Regions from separate parts of the Mus musculus genome. Here region 1 is linked to region 2. A link is a loop called in an ENCODE intact Hi-C map of the cell type or tissue named here. Cell type or tissue: heart. All regions are shown on one strand. Links, peaks and the distances in the headings refer to the core of each region. The heading gives the core; the rest is flanking DNA. Region 1 holds the start of Gm35290 (a long non-coding RNA gene). Region 2 holds the start of Zfp523 (zinc finger protein 523).

Region 1 (8,322 bases), core at 87-8,086, 170 kb after region 2:
GTGACACAAATGAGGTCCCTGCTTGAGGAAGATCTCACACTTGACTGAAGAAGACTCGATAATGACACTAATCCTGGGTACAGTGGCGATGTCACAGCCTGGGGCAAGAGGACTATTATGAGTTCAAGGCCAGCATGGGCTACCAAATGACACACACAAAATGAGCCAGCATTTACTTATGCAAACAGTGAATTTTAGGCTTCTCAGTGGAAGGTAGGCTGCAGGGTCAACTCACAATTGGGAACCCATGCTGGAGGATAAATGAGGGCTGGAACCTGGGCAGGACTGCTGCTGGCAAAGGCCCTAGAGGAGTGGTGGCCTTTAACTGAGGGATGCAGAAAGCCCAGCTCTCCCTGGGACTGTCAATGCAGAGCATAGGACAGGTTAACAAAGGTTGAAGGAAGGGAACGGACTTGAAAAATAGGAGGAACATGGTTCCTTCAGTGTCTAGGAACTCCAGTGATGCCCAGGGAGCCACACAGCATAGCATGGAGCCTTCAGATCCAAGGGCACTGAGACCAGTCAGGGGTCCTGGGGTACATTGCCGGTGACATGCACACAAGGAAGAGCAAGGGTGATACAGAGTGCCAGCTCCAAAGCCCACCTGCCATAGAAAGCTATCGACAGTGTGCAGTTACTAGGTGAGAAAAGTTATAAATCAGTAAGCATACAACCCAACCCAGCCATGCAACAACTACCCACACAGGTTATCTGTGTGGGAGGCGCATGTGGCTTCCCGTCTTTGATACCTGGAGCTTCTCAGGGGTCAGGACAACATGCTCTGACCTCACTCAAGGACCCAGGAACCCTGAAGTCTGGTGTCAGAGCCCCCCTTGGGAAGCTGGTTAGGAAGTAAGCTCCATCACTCCTGGGTTAGCGAGACGCTCACGGAGCACGAGGAAAAGGCCGGTGTCGCTGATGGACACTCTTTTGGAGGTAGACCTTCATCACGCAGTGTGAGGAAGTCATCTTGCCCAGTGAAGTTCACCAAAGGCTGTTTCCCAGCAGTAAGCAGCGTAACCCCAAACCTATGAACTGAGCATGCTCCCTGACACCCTCTCAGCCACCAACCCCCCAGCCTTGCTGGCCACAGTTCCTAAGAGGCATGTGGTAAATCCAGGAGGCTGGCCCATGCACACCTCCTCTGTCTGTGATGGGAGGAGCCATGGGGGAAGGCAGTTGTGTGAAGGGCTTGAGCTCCACTACTCCCCAGGCACTTGGCCACCAACCTGAGGGTCACCTGCCACCACTGCTGCCTTTCCTAAGGTCTGAGGACAGTCTAAGTTCAGTCATTTCTCCAAAGCTCCAGGCAAGTGATAACAGAGTCTGCCATGTAGCTGCTACTCCTGGGCCCACCAGGAATCGTAACAGACACTTATACATGTCCCTACTTGGGCCTGCTTCATAACAAAGGGCGAGGCCCCTGAGAACGTGTGAGTGTAGTGAACGGTGGCCTTAGAGCCAGATTTGCAGAGGCCCAAACTGTGTCCACGTTGCCCTGCCTTCTAGACCAGCACTGTGCTGCAGTTGCAGCTGCCCATGGCCTTTTCCTCCCTCCCTCCCAGGCCTCAGACAGGAGTTGGTCAGGCTCTAGCTTCTGCCCTGCACGTGCTGTGATCCCCAGCACAGCACACACCGGTCACAGGACTACCCCCAGCACAATCTCACTTTGTAAGTGAGGCTCAAACATATGAATTCTTTCCAATAATGGCTCAACCGTCTTTGCCCCTTTTCAGATTTAAAGTCCAGCAGTGTAACCTGGCATGGCAGAGCAGATCTACAGTCCTAGGAATCCCAAGTTCAAGGCCATCCTGGGCTACAGATGAGGCCAACAAACAAACCAAACCAAACCAAACCAAACCAAACCAAACCAAACCAAACCAAACCAAACCACCAAACAAACCGAACAACCTGTACAATACAGCAAAGCTTCCAATGCTACCACAAAAGTCCAGAGTGCAGTGTGGTGCCTCACACCCATGATCCCCGAACTCCACAGCCATGGCAGGCAGGCAAATCTTAAATGTGAGGCCAGCCTATGCCAAAGATTGGAACCCCATATTGGAAAAAAGTGTGCATGTATGTGTGTGCGCGTGTGTATGCACAAATGCATGCATTCATGTATGTGCAAAGGTGGTTACAGCCCATGAGCCACATCACGTTTTGAGGCAGAGAACACTGTGCATGGGTCTAAGTGGCCCACTTCGCTCAGGCTGGGTACTGGCATGCAGATCTGGATCATTCTCCAGGAGGAAATACAAGGTGAGAATACGTACAGCCGCCTGGCAGTGCCATGCCTGAGCGAGTGTGCCCAGCATTGGGGACATCTTAGGACAAGGACACCCAAGCACCAGCCCAGCTGCCCTCTGACACGTCATAGCAGTTCTGAAATGCTGTCTTGTTGTGGTTCCCAGCTCTTGGGCCCACTCCAAGGCTTCTCTCTGTTTGCTCCCAAGTCCATTTCCTACCCTGTCTTTTTACCACCCGTCTACATGTATACACTCTAGGAACCCAAAACCCCCCTTCCCCAGCCCCTACAGCTATCTGTTGATGGTGTCTATTCACTGTGTTAGCCCCAACCGGGCTTGACCCAGAGGAGTTATTAGCTCCTTAATTCCAGTCTCCTTCCACTTTTCCGTGGTCTTTCTGGAAACTCTCCAGCGGTGTGCCTCTGTCTGCCCCCTTTACTGCTCCTGACTGTGTCTGCACTCCACTCCTGTGCTAACCTAACGCTGTTATGGGGGAGACATACACACCCACATACTGCAGTGCAGTCTGCTGGGGGACCCAGGAGCAATTTCACACAGTGCCTGGCACCACTCCGGAACAGGCCACCAAGGCTTTGACTAAGCAATGAAACATCTTTTGCCCAGGGATTCCTGTGTCTACCTAAACAGTCCTGAGCCTGGTCTTATCCAGAGATAGGGGCAGGAGGAACTGTCCCACCCTGTCTCTGCAGCAGCAGCCTCAGCAGTCTGGTTGGGGATAATGGTTAGAGAGTGTTCACATGCACAGGGCGGCTGTACTGTTCCCTCTTGTTAGAGAGCTAACTGCATCTCCAGATTGTCCCTGGGAGACAGACTGAGTCCACTTCAAAGGCAGGCAGCCGCTTATGAGGCGGCACTATAACATCCCGGGGTACTTGGCGATCCTTCAGACACAGGTTCTTCTGCCCACTAAGACACTCCAAAGGTCCCCGGGAAAATAGTCCGGTTATACCTCCAAACAGTCAGTAAGAGTGGTTGAGGAGAACGCTAGGTCTCACACTGAAAACACTCTCTTCACACCAGCCTTCCCATCTTGAGTCTGCTAAGCCTCTGCCTCACCAAGCCGGGAATGCAGGACGGGCGCACCCATCTGCTGGGAGAGGCTTCTGGGTCTCAAGAACATGGCAAGAATAGCCAGGAGGAACTCAGAATAGAAGCCTTCCCCTGGAAGGTGCCCCTCCTCCCCAGCACTCCCACCCTGGCCCACCTGCTGCCCTGCTAAGCCTGGCTTCCCTCTGCCTCTGCAAGGGCTCACAAGAAGTGCCATGGCTGTTCTGAAGCCACTCCAGGCAGATGGGTTCCAAATGTTTCCAAACACATGTCATTTCTAGGAACCATCCCTCCCGCAGGCCCGCTCTGCTGGGCCTCCGCCCTCGGCTTAACTCTTCGGGGACCTGCCCTCTGGGTTGTGGGCTCTCTTTTCGGCACAGTGCTCAGGATGGGACAGCTCCGGTCCAGATCCTAGTCCCAGAAGCCAGCACCTGGGGAGTCAGGATGGGCTACAGACAGGACTGGCTAGGCACGAGCTCTCTGAGGTCATGACAGACTTACCTCATCCCACTCTGAGGCAAAGGAAGGTGATTTCTCCAACCTCTTCTTCCCGATGCTGCAGTTGGACAAGGACTCGCTGCGACTCCCCATTGTGGCGTCCTCCGTGGGGGAGCAGGTCAGGAGGTCAGAGTCAGACTTAGACAAACTGCGGCTGAGTTTGAGCTCAGCTTTGGGCTTGCTGGTGGGAGGGGCTCTGCTTCTGGGCCCGCTCTGGTCTTCTTCCTCGGCACCAGCAGGGCGCAGAGGTACTGTGTGAGTCAATGCATCGAGGTATGTTCTGCTGGCCAGGGCTGTCAGGCCTGCCGGCAAGCCCACTCTCTTGCTTTGGTCAGGGACGCCGGGCTGCGGGGGTTCAGTGCCTTGCACGCCTGGCTCCTCTAGCTGCATGCTGGCCTCGTGGCAGGCGTCCTGCTGGGAGGACTCCGGGTGGCTCTGGCTGGGGGCCGTGAGCAGCTGGAAAGGGTCCTGCCCCACCTCACACACTGGGGAGGAGCCGTGGAGGAGACCTGAGAACTGCTCTGGGACCTGCCCGTCCTGCCCCTCCACAGAGTCCTGGCTCCGGCCGCTGCCGCTCTGCCTGTGGTCTTGGAGTGGACAAAGAGAAATAAAAAATTAAACGTAGCAAAAATCAACAGAGGTCCTATGAAGCACTCACTTGGTGGTAGAGCAGAGTTCAGGCAGAGAGAGGCTAGCCGGGCTGAGGAGAGCGAGAGGAGAGAGCAGGGAGAAAAGCAGCCTCATACTGTTCACGTTCAATCTGTACCCAAAGTTGAGCGCTTATGAAATTCCAAACGCTGGCCTGCTTAACGCTGCCTGGCAGCCATCCCTCTTGTTAGATCTCTGTTAACGTGAACGACCAGACCTTGCTATATAAGGCGGGGAGAAGCACGAGCTACAGACAGAAAGGACACGGTAAGGACGGGGTAAGGACCAGTGAGAGTGACTCCCGGGACTCTGGATACATTCCCATAAAGGCTCAGTGTTATTCAGAGCCGCCCGCCCGCCCGCCTGCCCGCCCGCCCTTCCTCTGGCAAGCAGCAACTAGGGGAAAAGGGAGGTCATGACTGCAACCTGCGACTTCTGGAGTTCCTTAACTGAAAGTGCAAAACAAAACCGCAAGCGAGTAACGGCTTCCTTTCTCCTCCGGGCCACTCAGATCCACATCCACGCCTAGCCCGGCTGTCCGTCCTTCCGCAGGAACAGACAACAGACTTTTCCTTTTTTTTTTTTTTTCTTTTTTTGAGAATGTGTGCGCCTAACTGCCAAAGCTCCCAGCTGCTCTTATTTGTTTAAGTTTAACCTTAGCTGATCCACTGGAAAAGGAAACAGGCTAGTTTGTCAAGCCAGGAGACAGCTGCTGCTCTCTAGAAACCTTTCTTATACTCTAGAAATCGGACACTGCTAGTTCCTGAGGCTAGCTACTACCACACTTTCAAAACCTTCTGCTCTGAAGGAGCATAAATAATTGGCCAAGTCCATTTCTCCCACCAGTACCCCCCTGGGACACCCCATGGGAACTTAGTCCTTGTATGGATTTACCCTAGTGCCATCCACAGAGGCAAACACCAGACCTGGCAGCAGGTCCCATCCCAAAGCTAATGTGCAGGCATCTCGTCTCTGTAGGTGGTAGCTACTCTGCATGCATGGAATCAAACTCCCTGATCCATCCAAACGGCCCAGGAACTGTTCACGAGGCTGGAGCTCTGCAGAACTGAGTGTGTGGGTCCAGCGCTTCCACAGAGGAGCCATCTGTGGCTCTGGAATGGTGTGCTCTGCCCAAGGTGGCTGGGCAAACTTTCACAGGACGGGATGCTGGCTTTGCTCCTCTCTAGCTGTGTGGCCTTGGCTGTGGTGACAGATCACCTTGCTGAACATCTCCATCTAAAACAGCAGGCTGGACTGCACAACACCCCTTTTCTGTCATGGCAGTGAGGAGAACCCCGGTTCCAGATGCAACCCTCTCAGCACTTTCTTGCTAATACGCTAGCAGCAACAAGGTCCTTACGGAGGCCCAGTGCACCATGCAATGGGCAGCTGGGAAGAAGGGGTGTGAGATGACACCCACGTGAGGTGCTAAAGCAACCACCACAGGATGGTGGCAGTGTCTCACAGCGCTGCTGCTTCTGGGAAAGCCTCTGCTGACCAACAACCCCAACGACCGGGCATTCCAGGTGCCCCGCACCACTCAGCTCTAAGCAGGTCTGCAGGGCAGAGGTGGGGCAGTCAACTTACTCACTACGGCCAGGAGTAGAACTCTGAGTGCTCTGGAACTTTAACTCTCAACTCACTCATCCTGACCCTACAACACAGATCCTGCGCAGGGGACAAGGCATAAACAACTTGAATGAGTTCTTCACTCATTCGAAAAGAGAGAGCGAGCCCACGCCAGTGAGACAGCAAGTTCCAGTCAGAGTAACTGAAGCCCAAGGAAGTCATAACTTTACAGCTGCAAATAGCTACTATGACAATGGGTAGCCAGAACAAAGCTGCCCGTGATCCTGTATGTTGAGTCCACAGAGAAGGTAATACATGACCACCTAACGGAGGCCCAGGCTGTCCCTGGAGAAGAGGAGAGGCTCACGGCAGCAGAAGCTGCAACTGTCCATAGCTCCTGCCCAAGCTGCACTAACTGCAGGCATTCAGGAAGAGGCCTGGGTTACAGGAGCACAGGCCCTTGCTCCTCTGCATCTGCTCCCAGGTTCCTAGTTAACATCTGTAGGCAGTTGAGAAGCAACAGAACTGGGCCTGCTTGGCTCACCCTGACTGGTAGGTCTCAAAACCCAAGTCAGAGAATGTTCTGGCTGCTTGCTGGGAGCTGACAATGGAGGCCTTTAAACAGCCACTCATTCATGCCAGCCATCAATGAAGAAAGGGAGGCAGATGCCAAGAGCTCAATACCAGAGAGATGCCAGGGAAAGCAGTGGGAGGAGAGAAGAGGTAGGGGTCTGTGCAGGATGGAGATCTGCAGATGCAGGAAGCTCTGTGAGTCACAGAAGGTACAACTTGCAAATGGTCACAGTTATGTGATTTTTTTCCCCCAGGAAAGACATCCATACCTGAAAAGCCCATTGAACCACAAGAACTTTAGCATGTCTGTCTGTCTGTCCCTCTCTTTGTGTACTGAGATAGGGTCTTGCTAGGTAGCCCTGGCTAGCTTAGAACTCTGTAGTCCAGGCTACCTCCTAACTTGCCATCCTGCCACTTAGTGCTGAGATCACAGCTGCCTGCTGCTATGCTTGTGGGGGATCTCAGTTAGCTAACACACTGCTCGTCCCCACAGCTGTGCCTAACCTAGATATGGCAGCTTACGTGACTTGACTATTGCTAGAGTAAAATACCATGGCCAAAGTAACTAATGGAAACATCCGGGACTCACGCTGTGAACCATGTGCACGAAGCAATGAGCGTGAACTGGAGGTGGTGTCATCTGGAGATGGTGTCAACTGGAGATGGCGTGAACTGAAGATGGTGTGAATCTTTAAACTTTCAAAGCTCATCCCGAAGGCCACACGTCCTTCAACATGGCCATATCTCCTAATTGTCCCAAGCAGTGCTACCAACTGGGACCAAGTACTTAATCATCCAAGGCTATGAAGGACATCTCATTCAAACCACCACACGGCTCAAATCTATAATTCAATTACAATTCTGAGGCAGGTGGACTGAATTCCAGGCCAGTCAGACTACATAGCAAGAGTCTTTTTAAAAAAAAAGCAAGAAAGGAACATATTTAAGACACTCCTACACAAATTAATAGATGGAAAGTAACTACTCAATGTCTAGTTCCCTGCTCCAGGTCTTGCCGCATACCCCAGGTACCACCCTCCTGCCTCCAACTCCTGAATGCAGGGGTTGCGCATGCACTGCTGTGCCTGCCTCCTGATGGTTTCCTTCTGTTCGGGCAGGTTAATAAAAAGCCTCGGAGACAAGGAATTAACATAACACAGAACCACGAAAGAGACCCTGCACACATTATTCGATATCTCTGCCTATTATTATCACGACTTTATGGAATTGCTGAGAGAACTGAACTGTGGTTGGGGAGCGCTTAGGTCCATGCCAGGACGCACCAAGCTCGGATGAGATGCTAACATCGTCTATCCACCGCCACAGCTTCATTGTAAGACCGACCCCTCCGTCCCTCACAAAGTTCAGCAAAGAGACAACTCAAAACATGAAAAGCCCCTCTAAGCATCCCTTATCTTCTTCATCCTCTGACCTCTCCATAAGGGAGGAAGAAGCAGAGATGTAAAAGGAAGTTTAAAGCCTAAAACTCTGAGGCAGCACCAAGTGGCCGGCTACATGTCCTCACTGACTCTGTGAGTGAGTGTGTGTATCTCTGCCTTCAGGGGCCTGCCCAAGTAATACAGAGATGAAGGAGACATGCCTGGCTCAATGCAGGAAAAGGAAGGCAGGTTCAGGAATGGAATGCAGCGGTGGACCGATGCTCTGAGGCAGGTCAGGTGTGACTGGGATGAGTTGGGAGCTTCTGGGGGTGGTGGAC
Region 2 (8,322 bases), core at 180-8,179:
GTGTTCGGGAGACACAGCCACATCAGTCCTAAAGGCCTTCCAAGGGCTCTCTCCTTGCTACCTAAAGACAGAGAGACTCCTGGGTCTCTAGCATCTGAATCCATCAGACGTTCCTGGAGCACGGTTCTTGGGACAAACCAGAAGTTTGGGGTGCCTCTCCTACACAACTGAAAGTAGGGGTCTCAGAATCCAAAAGCCATGGACATTTCAAGAGCAGAACTGGAAAGGAAGCAGAGGCACAGTACAGTCAAGTTTGTCAAGATCCGTGAGGTAAGGACACTTACTGACAGGAACAGGGAGGAGGAAGCAGGGGCCCTGTGAGGAAGAGGGGTAAGGAATACTTGATGAAAAGGAAGCAGGGAGTGGGGTGGGGGAGACGCAGGATCTGAGCAGGGGCGTGGGCACAAAGGTGGGATCCCTGAATGGGCTAGTGTGCAGGTGCATGAAGGGTGGGACCGTGCTGGGGCAGAAGCGACTCATTTCTCAGAAGCTAGGCAAATGGTAAGGTCACTAGCAGCGCTAATTAGAGGTTTCAGAGATCGGGATGTGGCTGAGGATGGCAAAAGTTAGGGGAGGAGCAAGACTGCTGCTGGCTGAAAGCAGGTTTCCCACAGCACGGGGACACATAGATTCCCCAGGCATATGCACCAGGAACGGATTAAGGGTGACTGATGTCAGGGACATCACTGAGTGGGAGCCTCCGAGGCCAAGGGCAGACACAGGGATACCGTTTAGTGGTACAGCGCTGGATTAGCAGGACAGCCGATAGGGTTAACTTGGTTCAGAAACGCTGGCAATCTGAGGACGTGAGAAGCAAGGTCTCTCTTATCTTCTCCTCTGAAGCAGGTCCTAAGATCCTCTGTGCCTTCCCGTACCCAACATAAGAGGGAAAAAAAGCACCCTTTTAAGGATGTGGGTCATGGGCAAGAACCTGAACATTTGGGGCTTGATATGTTACACCCCCTCCCCCATTTACTGCATTTTCTTGGTCTTATATTTTCCATCTTCACCGAGCCTAGAATAAAAATGCATGGGTCTAATCTTCAGGTCTTCACCTCCTTAACTGAAAGCTTCGCATCGAGTAAGTTAAACTAAATAAACTGCGATGCTTTTCGCCTGTTAATCTGCCCTTTGTTACAGGAGCCTCAGATAGGGGTTTTAAAGAAGGGTGTGGTGTCCTTTCCACATAAGGTGCAAGGGGTCTTGGGGGGATAAGAGGTCAAGGGTCATGAAGAGGGTGAGAAAAGTTACTTAGTCATGGGACAAGGAGAAGAAGCCCTTGAGGGTGATTAGATGGGCGAAGGTTGAATTTAAGAATTCCTGGAAAGCAAGGAGCAAGGGCCTGAGGAGAATTTGGAAAACCAGGAAGTCAGGATATGAGAGACAACCGAGTGGGTGGGTTTTCTAGCATGGTCAGTTCAAATGTATCAATTCCAGATTCCTTTATTTAAAGCAACTCTCAGGAAAAGGCAGGGAGGGAGTGGTGACAGAAAGAGCTAATAGGTCTGGCCTGTGAGAGGTCTAGTTAATCTATATAAATAAAGTTTGCCATACAGTAGTTTCTGGGGCAGGGGGATCATTACTAAGGGGCTGTGAAAAAGGTCCAAGTGAGAGGTAAGGCACTCATCAGAGATGGGGACAGGGATTCCAAGATGGCAGCAGTAGTGACTGGCGTGGGCCATATGCTTGGTGTCTGTGGCATCTCCAGCACCCAGTAGTTAGACCTTCACTAAAAACAACTGTTCTACCATAAAGGTAAAGGTTTCCTGTGAGGCAGAAGGGTCCTGAATGTTCTGCACCTGTTACCTCAGGCTTTAAATGCTTTGCCAAAAGTTCCCCAGCTGAAGGGCCAAGCTCATGATGTCAACTCAGTGGGAAGCTCTGTGCTGCACGGCTTTACAAACTGATAGAGTCCAATTGAGGGGGCAGAGTGTAGACAATCACAGGAATGAAGAAATACTGTTCGGTAAAGCCAGTAGACCCAGGTTGGGAGTGGGGGTGGGAGGGTGAGGTTACAAGGACTACATTTCTGAGGCAGCGTAGAAAAAAGTTCGCTATTTTTGTCTTGACTAAGAATTGCAGAATTTTAATAGAAAGAAACATTGGGGAATCACCAAACTCAATCTCATCACAGTTCTGATCAGAAACTCAAGTCCACCGTAAGGAAAGGACCTCCACCAAGGTTTCCAAAGCTCAACATGATAGAATTTGAACTTGAACCACACACTCAATCTAGAATCCTTTCCTGCCTCAAATGATACTTCATTTCCATTTACTCTTGATCACCACAACGGTGGCATGGCAGTGGGCATAAGTTATGTATGTGCTGATTGACACTGGAGGCTGGGGGCGGGGGGGGGGGTTAAAGAGGGATGTCAGGAGGGTGAGATGATCATGGTGTTACGGGGCGAAGATCACGAGTTATGTGGATGAGTGGGTGGGAAACAGCCCGAGTCTGGTTTGCAGAAGCCAGGAGAGGACTAAGGGGTGCCCACAGAGGGTAGTCTAGGGGGTCACTAGGGACTACGGGCCTCTTGGAAGCCATGTAATGATTGTATCAGCACTGAGACTGGAGGGTCCAGAAGCAGGGCTGGGGTTAGCACTCAATGAATTGGGGGTCGCCTTGTGAGGTCTGGGGGTCAGGAGTGTGTGTATGGGGTCAAGGAGGAGGAGGAGGGCGGGGTTTGGGAGTCCTGGGGGAGGAGTCTCAGGGCGGGATGGAGGGGCAGGGACCCTGGGTGGGGGTGGGGCCAGGCCGCCGTCCAGGGAGGCCCAGCCGCCAGGCCAGGGACCGAGGAGGGTGGGCACGACGGGCTCCGGACCTTCCCGGGGCCCCGCGTTCGCCCAGCCTCCCGCCTCGGGGCACGGTGGACCCACTCTTCCCGCGGCCACCAACCTGACAGCCCCCGAGGGCGACTCCGCCGACAGACCACCATGCACCGGGCCCTGCCACCAGCGCCGGCCCCGCAACCCGCCTGCGCCATAGCCCGCCCGCGCGCGGCTTGCCTCGCGCGATATCCAGGTTCCAGGGCGGCCGCACTTCCCTCTCGCTCCCGGCGCGGCCTCCGCCGGGCCCCGGAACCCGGATGACCAGCGCGGGGCCACGCTCCAGCCCGCCCCCCTCCGCCGCGGCGGCCGGCCTGCTTATCCCGGTTCCCGGGCCCCGGAGCCCAGGCCGCCGAGTCTCCTCAGGCGAGCCTCGGAGCTCCGCCTCGCTCTTCTCTCCGCTGGCCGCCGGGTGACGCGGCCTCGCCAGCCCGGGCGCCCGGGGAGGGCGTGATGACGTCACGACGCCGGGTGGAAGCCGCGGTCGCCATAGCAACGGGGGAAAAAATCGAGCGGCGGTGGGCTGCTCGGGAGGAAGCCATTGCAGGTATCTCTAGGTGGTTCCTGCAGAGGACGGTGACCAGACGCCTGGAGGGGATGGGACTCCGAGGGACAGTCCTCCCAGCGCCCTGTGCAACGGCGCCCCAAGGGATGGCGTCCCGACAGTCATCTCTGCTGGATGGTCCTCCCCCTGGGACTTCACCCTAAGGGACGCTTCTCTCCCGCTCTGTCAGAAGGTGAACTGGGGCTCAGCACCCTGAGGGACTTAGGGACGGTCCTCCCTGTGGACAGTCTCCGTGAGAGATGGTCCTTCTGCATGGACTGCACCCCGAGGGACAATCCTTCCTGCACTTTGTGGGAAGATGCCCGAGGGGTGGGGGTGGGGGGACAGCATTATGAAGGATGGAGCCCTGACAGTCCTTCCTGCGGGACAATTCTCCCTGCAGTACTGGCTTTTCCCATATGCCCTGGGGAACGTGAGTGTTTATGAGGGATGGTGCACCCATCCTGTCCCCTGAGGAAGGGCCCTGACGTTCCCCTCTGCTCGACTCATCTTCCTGAGGGATGATTCTCTCTGAAGGAAGGTTCCCTGACAACACTTGCTTCCTTCTACTGCCTTCCCTGAGAAATGACACTCTGATGGTCGACCCCTGAGGGACAACGCCCCGAGAGTCTTCTCAGGTTCTTGGGCGTTCATTCATTCCTCCATCAGCTCCCCAAAACCAACAGGTCCCCTTGATAGGGTAGCAGTGTGAGGAACAAAACCAAGTGCCCCCTTTCTTCTCTGTTTTTCCATAGTTTTGTCCTTTTTTTGGACTCAAACTGTGGATCCCAAGGTGGCCTTGAACTTGTGATCCTCCTGCCTCATCTTTACACCTGACACCTAACTTTAAAAGTTCTTTTTATTATCTCTCTTCCAAGCAGGGAGGAATTGTGGTTCAGGATATTTTCAGAAATTGAGAGAAAATAAGCTTCCAATTAAAAATAAGAAGATGAAGGGGGAGGAGCCTTGGCACGGGCATGTTAACCCCGAGGTCCCAGTGTGGTACTGGAATTTCCACCTGGTGCCCTAGTATATACCCAGTTAGAGCCAGCTCTGCCATCCTAGCACGACACACATGGGATCTTTCCAGGGTTTTATAGCACGGATTATTGGTTAGAAATACAGCAAGAAAGCCAGACACGGTGGTGTACAACTGTAATCCCCTGCACTGGGGAGGTGAAACCAGGAGGGTCAAGAGTTCACCATCAGGGCTGGCAAGAGTTTGATCCTTGGAACCCATATGGTGGGAAAAGAGAACCTGTTTCCCCCAGTTGTCCTCTGAACTCCAAAGACACATGGTAGCATGCTTACACACACACACACACAGACAGTGCTTGCTTATATACACTCACAAATGCACACACATACTCAATGAAAAAGTTCAGGATCACTTTTAGTTTTCTGGTGAGTTGAAAATACTAGAATTCCGAGTGACCTGGATGTCTGCTCAGCGCCACCACCCTTTACCATATGGGCAGATAGCTCTTCCTTGCAGATGGTATTCGGTTCGTTTCCTCTCCATTACACAGAAACCATTTGTCTGAAGGAAGAGATAAAAGTTGTCATCCCACCACGTGGCCTTGGCTGGCCTGCATCTTAGTCTAGGTAGACCAGGCTGGCCTCAAACTCACACATCTGCCTGCCTCTCCCTCCCCAAGTGCTAGGATCAAAGGCGTGAGTCACTATACCCAGCCAAAGCAACGGTTCTAAAACATTCCAGGTCCGAAAGATTGGTGAGGAAGCTGTTGTGGAGTAGAATTTTATTCTCTTGGTACCAGGAATGAGATGCAAGGGCCCGGGCATGCTAGGCATGGCGCTCTGCTGCTGAGCTACGAGTAAAGATCAGAGGGGGGGATGTCGGATGACAGCTCTCCATTGCTGGGGTGCGGTGACCTTGGTGCTGGTTCTGCCTCCCTCGCAGGTCTGGAAACTCCTGCTTCTGCTTCTTTAATACTGGGATTAAAGACCTAAGCTGTCATGCTCAGCGAGGGGAAGTCTCCAACGTTGCTTTTAAACGTAGACAGAGACATGAATTTCCAGATATTAAAATCATTAGGAATAAGCTGAGCTGTGGGAGGGGGGAGCCAGGCCTGTCCGGCAGTGAGAAGAAGAGACCTTTGAGTGTTTAAGATCCCCCCCCCGGGCCCCCAGCTATAGGACAAGCCTTTGAGGTAGAGGAAAGGATGCTTGCTAGACCTCGGAGTTTCATTTAGTATTTTAATAATATAAAAAAGACAATACAAAATCCAAACATTCCTTTTTACAAGTTTTCAGATACATATTTTTCCCCAAGTGCAAAATACTCTGTGTACCACATTGCTGCTGCCTATTGTCAACTGAGATGCTTGCTGTATGAGAGGCAGTGGAAGGCAGATATAAATATAGTATTTTAAGATATTCTTCTGCGTTAAAAAGAAAAAAAAAGCCGTCCACATGATAATTACTCTCTGAAAGTCCGACTCACATAGAACAAGATTTTGAGCTTGTCCAAACTACTGCTGCCATTGTTTAGTCTTGGTAAGCTGATCGCAGAACGGGGCCTCTGGTCCTTCGGGTTCTCAGTCCGAATAATAGCGGAAAGACAGAGTGCACCAGCTTTGAGACAGGGCCGACAGAAAGGGTTCCTTCGTGGAGTCTGCTTAGGAAAGGAACCAGGCGGGGCACCATGTCCTGCTTGGGGTCAGTTACATTTGGCCTCTGCTCCCCTGCTCTGGAGCTCAGCAGCAGATACAGGCCCTTCAATGTGCTGTCGCTTTCTCTTACACACTGAGATAGGACTTCCTAATCCATTTAAGTCACCTCAGGCGCGCTCATGGAGAACACTTCGCAGATTCACAGAGACTCCTAGGAGCCAGAGCCCAGACTGTACCATCTTCTCCATCGGCACCTCCACATGGAAATGACCGTAGTGAGGCCAGTGGCAGTCCTCGAAGGATCACTGAAGGCACAGGGTGGGCAGCTAACGTCCAGGCTCTGGTCGGCTTTCTCCTAATTACCTCAGGCTTGGGGACTGGCTGGGTCAATGACACAAATAGAGGCAGAGGCTAAAGAGGCACCGAGGTGCTGCTGAGGATATCAGGGCCTGCTTGACATTTGTCACTCCGTGCTTGGAGCACATGTGGAAATGGCTTCCCACGCTGGGACTCAGTTCACAGCAGGTCTTGCACTGGGATGGATGAGGCGCCGGGGTTACATGACCTCGTAAGCACCATAGCCCACAGAGAAGCTTCTAGGTCAGCTCACGAAGGGTTCCTGTTCACACCATCTTCCCATCCCCCCTTCTCCTGGAAACCTCTTTTGTCTAACCTGTGCAGTCCTAGAAAGTCCCTGAGTTCTTAACTCCTCCTTCAGCCCACTCAGCTCCCAGAGTGAGGCGCTCAGGGCCAATATCCCCTGTAAGTTCGTAACAGCTCTGCCTGGATTCCTTGCTGCCAACTTGGTTGGCAGTAGAAAGCCCTTGCTTGATCTCCTCCATCCATCTTGATATCAGCTAAGTCTAGTGGCCTACTCTCTCCGTACGATAGATCTCATGTGCTGCCCCATCAGCCATAGAACAAATGATTAGAGGAAGTGTCCGTGTATGTATGGTGAGATGGGGGTTGGGGGGTGGGGTGGGGGAGTGCGGAGAAGCCACGCCCTAAAGGCATACATTGGGAGGCACTCTCACTTTGTGGCTTTCCAGGAGCTGGCAAAATGTTAGGGAGAAAGGACTCGTGACTCAGGCTGTTCTATGGCACTTCTGGGGACCCACTAAATGCCCATTCGCCCCTCTTGCATGAAACCATTCAACAGCTTTGCAATAGCTCTCTGACCCCACCCGACCCTCACCCCCACCGTGTTGGCTAAGGCATCCAGGAAGCGAGCTTCGCCTGCTGCTGGCTGGTGTGTGTGGGGATCAGACTATTTGATAGTTGAATCTCTTGGCAGTTACCTAAAGTTGGACCTGAGGAGTCATTGGTGGATGTCCAGGACTAAGCCTCGGGGAACAAGAAGGAACAATTGGAGACTTTACAGGCAGCATCTAGGTTAAGGGTGGAGCATATGCAGAGCCCGGGCTCAGGCACAGACACCATTCTTCTTTTGAAAGACAGTAGTTGAATCAGGCTTGAAGTCAGCTCCAAGAGGCAGGTGGCAGGTCTCAGGCACACGTCTGGTTCCTGTCCTTCCCCCGCTTCATACACGGAGAACTGTCCAATTCCAGGCTGCTCCAGCCCTCTCTGGCTGTCTTGGGAGCCTGCGCTGGCCATCCATAGAGTTTATCCCGATCCCCTCCCATGCCGTGTCAGGGGAGAGCATGAAGATAGGGAAAGACAGGTTGTCCCTACTCGCACAAGATTCTGACCAAGTCCATCTGCTTCTGTTACCATGAATCCACAGAGAGACACAAGGCAGGCAGGATCAGCTCAGTCAGGAAGCCTCCTCCTCCTGCTTCATCAAGTTACCAGAGCTAGTCTCCTGTGCTTGGGGCACCTCTGAGGGATAGCCCTAGCTCTGCGCTGCTGAGGGCTCTGAAGTTCTGTGTGGCCTCAGGGAGGACTGAGACATATGAGCCGCTCCGGCACTTAAGGCTCCCGACAGACAGACTGCTGTTTCTCCAGCCTCAGCACACCCCTCTCTCCTAGGCAGCTATAAATAGGGTTATTCTGAGAGGAAAAAGAAACAAACAAAAAAACAATCCCCCCTCCCTCTAGACGACATAGAAAGACTCAAAATGATTGCACTTCTCAGATGTGGAGAGGGTGGACAGGCGGCTTGCCAAGGGCACTCACACTTGTTCCTCCTGCTGCCCACAGCCCGAGGCTAGAGGTAGGTAGCTCCAGGCTGGCTGCAGAGTGGGGTCCTCTTTGGTGGAACCCACAAGCCACCTGGGGCTACAAGGGAAAACACCCGTGGAGCAAGGTCTAGGCTTGGAAAGTCAACAGCCCAGCTTCTTTAAGGACAGCGCTTACCAG

The links. Peaks named below come from ENCODE experiments on the same cell type or tissue, not always from the same donor. Only the 100,000 strongest peaks of a DNase experiment are listed, where the experiment ranks them.
Region 1: it touches region 2 in a loop (2.6-fold over the local background); 6 of 42 quality-filtered maps call a loop at or near these places.

What each region holds. Positions count from the first base shown.
Region 1 is chr17:28,003,929-28,012,250 of GRCm38, reverse strand. It overlaps Anks1 (ankyrin repeat and SAM domain containing 1), which reads right to left. Exons shown (of 25, transcript NM_181413.4): 12 at 3,819-4,402. It overlaps Gm35290 (a long non-coding RNA gene), which reads left to right and starts at 4,971. Exons shown (of 2, transcript XR_003952249.1): 1 at 4,971-8,276. In heart, for the core only: CTCF peaks have their summits at 4,068 and 5,906; DNase peaks (open chromatin) are centred at 2,370, 3,790, 4,860, 5,440 and 5 weaker places; H3K4me3 peaks cover 1,748 bases; H3K27ac peaks cover 4,638 bases.
Region 2 is chr17:28,172,100-28,180,421 of GRCm38, reverse strand. Scube3 (signal peptide, CUB domain, EGF-like 3) reads right to left here. Exons shown (of 22, transcript NM_001004366.2): 22 at 5,577-8,322. Zfp523 (zinc finger protein 523) reads right to left here and starts at 3,226. Exons shown (of 14, transcript NM_001357995.1): 1 at 2,897-3,226. In heart, for the core only: no CTCF peak of the experiment used is centred there; DNase peaks (open chromatin) are centred at 2,671 and 3,181; H3K4me3 peaks cover 2,617 bases; H3K27ac peaks cover 3,511 bases.